2 separate regions of the Homo sapiens genome follow, and region 2 is linked to region 1. The links are chromatin loops, found by intact Hi-C in ENCODE. Cell type or tissue: HepG2. All regions are shown on one strand.

The links. Peaks named below come from ENCODE experiments on the same cell type or tissue, not always from the same donor. Only the 100,000 strongest peaks of a DNase experiment are listed, where the experiment ranks them.
Region 2: a loop joins it to region 1, with 9 times the contacts of the local background. A loop is called at or near these places in 96 of 110 quality-filtered maps.

Annotation. Positions count from the first base shown.
Region 1 is chr17:74,743,636-74,746,135 of GRCh38, forward strand. RAB37 (RAB37, member RAS oncogene family) reads left to right here. Exons shown (of 9, transcript NM_001006638.3): 6 at 673-738; 7 at 1,238-1,294; 8 at 1,373-1,449; 9 at 1,671-2,500. The coding sequence ends at 1,776. SLC9A3R1-AS1 (SLC9A3R1 antisense RNA 1) reads right to left here. Exons shown (of 3, transcript NR_187307.1): 3 at 1,965-2,500. Among named protein-coding and RNA genes, the nearest start is that of MIR3615, 3.7 kb to the right of the region's middle. In HepG2, CTCF peaks have their summits at 1,153 (motif pointing right) and 1,788; DNase peaks (open chromatin) are centred at 1,146 and 1,786; H3K4me3 peaks cover 597 bases; H3K27me3 peaks cover 19 bases.
Region 2 is chr17:74,863,636-74,866,135 of GRCh38, forward strand. FDXR (ferredoxin reductase) reads right to left here. Exons shown (of 12, transcript NM_024417.5): 5 at 2,496-2,500; 6 at 2,084-2,185; 7 at 1,189-1,296; 8 at 845-929; 9 at 513-712; 10 at 261-432. Among named protein-coding and RNA genes, the nearest start is that of GRIN2C, 5.0 kb to the left of the region's middle. In HepG2, CTCF peaks have their summits at 1,419 (motif pointing left) and 2,405 (motif pointing right); a DNase peak (open chromatin) is centred at 1,426.

The DNA.
Region 1 (2,500 bases):
TTATCCACAGAGACCAAGGGAAAAACACAACCAGAAAAGTCCACACATACATCCAGGGCAAGTTGCAAGAAAGTGACTCAGTCAGACAGAGTGAGTGGTTGTATCCTCACAACCAAACTATTATAGAGACAAAAATTTGATAAATTCAAGCACCAATTTTGTTCACGACATTGTATAGGTTTCATGAATCCCCTGACCTCAAGGACAGTTTGCTGATAAGCAAACTAGGAGAATAAAACGTTTATATAGAAAGAGGAAAATCCATGGCACTCATACTCCTACCTCCAACCCCATGCTCATGGCAGACATCACTAATCAATCACAGTACTTTTGATCACTGAAACCCTTATGTGGTCTTAGAATCTTTAACAGGACACTCCAAGAAATCACTGCTGACAGCCAACTGATTTGTGAGATAAGGTCTCCATGCATCTGGATCTTCCATAGAACTGATAGTTGCACAGCATAAAATGGTGAGGGTGGGGCCATTGTGGGTTGAGCCACCAAGGAAGGCCATCCAGGCCTGGATGGGCCAGAACAAAGGTACAGATGAGAGAACGCACAGGGTATCGTGTTCAAGGTAGTGAGTAACTGAGGATAGTCAAACGGAGCAGAAGAAGAAAGGGGCAGCAGGAGGAAGAGAATGCCAGTCTCGCACGCCCTCTCCCACAGGCCTGGCTCACTGAGATTCATGAGTATGCCCAGAGGGACGTGGTGATCATGCTGCTAGGCAACAAGGTGAGTGGCTCCGGGGCAGGGTCAGCCCAGCCCTGCACTTCCTCAGCCCTAGCCGGCCCCATAACCACCCAAGAACAGTTATCTAGGCATCCTTCCTGAAAAGGACTCTGCAGCCTCCAGCTCAGGGGTCAGACATATCTGGAGGCTTCTGCCCATCCCATCTGCCCCTTCCAGGGAAAGTCCAAGTTGTTGCCTGAGAAATCAAGGGGTGCCCAGTTCTCAGCCCCCATTAGAGCAGAGTGAACAGGGTCCCAGGTCAGGGGCTAAGAGTGCAAAGGGTTAGCCCCAACTGCTGTCCTATTCCAAGACCCTTTACCAAAGGTGAGATCCCAGAGCTGGGAGCTACACTGGGCAGAAACCCTGGCCCCAGGCCAATCACACCTGCCTGCAGTCCCTTGGGCCACCAGCAGAGGGCAGGCAACGCCTGCTTCTGGGGCAAAATATGGGCCCGCTGGGGCGGAGGCCTCCTTCCCCAGAGTGACCCATTTGGGCTTGACAGGCGGATATGAGCAGCGAAAGAGTGATCCGTTCCGAAGACGGAGAGACCTTGGCCAGGGTAAGTGATTGTCTGTGGGACAGGGTGAAGGGTGGGGGCAACCCGACGCTGGCCCTGAGGACACTCTCTCCCGGGCAGGAGTACGGTGTTCCCTTCCTGGAGACCAGCGCCAAGACTGGCATGAATGTGGAGTTAGCCTTTCTGGCCATCGCCAAGTGAGAGCTGGGCAGGGAAGGGAAGTGTGCGGGGCAGGGCGGCACACTCCAGGAATCCAGTAGGGCCCGGCCCCTGGCCCAGCCCCTGGACACACCTGCATTCTGCAGGCTGAGGTCCATTTGCTCTGGGAGCACTGGGCCACTGGGAGAGGGGAGGGGGCGGCTCAGCTCCTCACCCCAGCCCAGCCCAGCCCAGCCCAGCCCATTGTCTCTTCTTCAAGGGAACTGAAATACCGGGCCGGGCATCAGGCGGATGAGCCCAGCTTCCAGATCCGAGACTATGTAGAGTCCCAGAAGAAGCGCTCCAGCTGCTGCTCCTTCATGTGAATCCCAGGGGGCAGAGAGGAGGCTCTGGAGGCACACAGGATGCAGCCTTCCCCCTCCCAGGCCTGGCTTATTCCAAGAGGCTGAGCCAATGGGGAGAAAGATGGAGGACTCACTGCACAGCCGCTTCCTAGCAGGGAGCTATACTCCAACTCCTACTTGAGTTCCTGCGGTCTCCCCGCATCCACAGGGAGGGTAAAACACTTAGCTTTTATTTTAATAGTACATAATTTAATACCAAAAAAGGCGCCTGGATCCCCAAAAAACCGAGGCTGGGAGCTAGTGGCCCTTTTGCTTTCTAGGACTTGGGGGGCCGGCCCTCCCTCCTAAGCATAACAAAGGTGGTGTTGCTCCAGCTCAGCCCCAGGGGACACAGATGCACTTTGGGGGTGAGGGCAGGTAATGACTCCATCGCACCCTCAGTTCAGCTGGACAGAGGCTCAGGTGACCCCAGCCTTCACTGTCTCCCGCTCTCCAGGAGCTTATCTTCGCCCCATCTCCCAAATAAGTGGGCCCTTGTGCTGTGAGGAAGACCAAAGCCTCAGGGAAGATAAGAGATATGGAGATGGGAGGGGGAGGACAAGGGGCAGAGAGTAGGGTCTAGCTGGCTATCTCTGGCCTTACTAACACCCCCCTGGAGGCATGCCCCTTTTCTCCAGCACACAAGCACATTGGGGCACCTGGAAATATTGGTTCCAGGCTCCTGTTCTCTGGACTTCAGATCCTG
Region 2 (2,500 bases), 120 kb after region 1:
AGCACAGGGCCTAACCCAGAAAAGACCTCAGTAAACGTTTGTTGAATGACTTAATGACCCGACGTATGTCACATATGTCCTAGCCAGACTGGAACTTCTCTCAGGGCCAAGAGGAGGGCGGCACTGGGTCCTAGAGAGGGCCTGCCCTGCAGAAGCTTCTCAGTACATGTTGCTAGATGAATGAACGCATGGCCCCAGGAGATACCAGCTTCTCGGCCTCTCACCATAATTCAGCACCCAGCCTCCTCACACCCTCTCACCTGGCACATCCATAACCCGGCCCTCCACATTGGGGATGACCCCAAGCTTGGAGTCAAAGGGCACGCTTGGGTCGACAGGGCGGCTCTTATACCCAATGCTGCTGAGCACCAGCCCACAAGGGAGGTCTTCCATGTCTCCCGTGGGCACTGCACGGGTGGCCTCATCGACACCCTGTTGGGGAGAGTGTGGGCAACACCAGGCGGGTGGCAGAGGCCTGGGAAGGGGGTGTCTTTGGGAAACATGAGACTCACCTCCAGTCTAGTGACTGCTAGGCGGACACCTGCTGCCCGCCGCCCATCTGGTGAGGGCAGCACCTGCTGGGGGCTTCGGAAAAAGCGGAGGCCCCAGGCACGGGAGGCCGATGCCTGGCGGGCAGCTTCCGCCGGCCCTGGCTTCTCTGTGGCCGTTCGAAGCAGCAGTTCCGTCAGCCGCTTCCTCGGGCGGGGGACCTCTGTCAGCAACGTAGAATGTCTCCAGGCTGTCCCTGGGCCCCGGCCCTCTCCCTGCATGCCCTTCCCCAATCCCTCTCTGACCTAGGCCACCCTCTCCCTAGTAGTTGGGGGGCCAGGCCAGGGCCCCTCACCCTTGATCTTGTCCTGGAGACCCAAGAAATCCACAGGATCCAAAATGGGCCGGGCTCCCGGTAACTGAATCATCTCCCGAAGCTCCTTGAAGGTGGGAGCAGGGAATGGGGGAGGAGGTCAGGCCCAGAACACAGTCCACCTGAGCCCACCCCAGGGTCCAGCCCAGGCAGGAGAGACCACCACCCGCCTCCTCCCCAAAGGCACAGGGCCCCCGGGGCCCTGACTGCTCCCCTTCTTCCATCCCAGGCAGCAGCTACTCCCAGGGGCTCTGCCCCACCCCAACCCCTTAAGGAGAGGCCCCCTCCACCTGGAACCCTGGCTCCTCCCACTCTGGCCCCAGCACCTTAATGGTGAAGGCCACTTGCAGGGGTCCACGCCGGCCCACTAGCCACACTGTCTTCACTCGACTCTGCCTCAGTACACCCAGGGCTGCCTTCGTGATGTCCGTTCTCTGGCACAAAAGGAGGGCCTTGGAGTCATCAGACACTGACCGAGGAAAGGGGACTCTCCATTTGGTCATGTCCCCACCGTGGGCCTGGAGAAGGCTGGCGGCTCAAAATTGCGCCACTGCTCCCCCCTGGTGGCCAGATGGAGCATTGCTGCCAACTCTGCAAATGGCTCCAACTAATAGCACACCAGGCCCACACTTTCATTCAACAAGTATGTAGTGGGCCTCTACCATGTGCTCACCCCCATGCAAAGAGCTTGGAGGGGCGGGGTGGTCAATGGTGAGGAAAAGAGACAAGGAGCAGGCCCTCTCAGAGCTTGTGATCTGCTGGGGAGAGAAATACTCATCAAATACTCATCAATGTGTGTAAAATTGCTGTGGCGATGATATGCGGTGAAACAGAAGTAGACAGGTCTATGGGAGGAGGCACGATGGGGGAGTGGACCAATTCAGGGAAGTCCTGGAGGAAGGGACAACCGAGCCAAGATCTCAAAGATGAACTTTAACTGTTAACTGGTGGGAGGTGAGTGGGGATGATCCAAGCAGGGGATGTGGCTTACTGAAGAGTAAGAGAAAAACGCCACTTAGCTGGAGTGCAGAAAGTGAAGGGAAAATGGTAGAAGAGGAAGCTCATGGCACTGCCCTTCAGAGAGCCTCTGCCTGGGCACCACGGGGAAACAGAGGCACTGAGCCCAGCTTGGAGAGGTAAGGCCTGAACCCTGCAGACAAGGGCACTCTCTCCTCAGGGTGACCCCACCTCCAACCCCGCCAGCCCTGACCTACCACTCACCTCCAGGTGCTCAGGTGGGGTCAGTAGGATGCGGGCCACGTCCAGAGCCACGTTCCCCTGCCCCAGAATCACGGCTGTGTCACAGCTCAGGTCTGGCTCCAGCTGGAGGGGAAAGGTCTTGATAGGGTCCCCCAGCCTCGCTCCACTCAGTTCATCTCAGTCTGCAGGTGCCTCATGCCTGGTCCCCACTGTGCCCTGGGGCTTCCCCACACCGGGAAAGTCCACAACTCTGGTCCCTCCTCCCCCACCTGGACCCAGCTCTCCCCCGAGGCCCTCCACAGCTGGCCTCCCGCCTCAGTCAGCACAATGTCACAGCTCGCCACTGGATGGCAGCTCCCTCTTCCCCCAGGTCTGGCATCCAAGGGCTGAGGGGCGGGGAGGAAGAGGCAGCGGGCGTGCTCCCCATACTCACCTCCT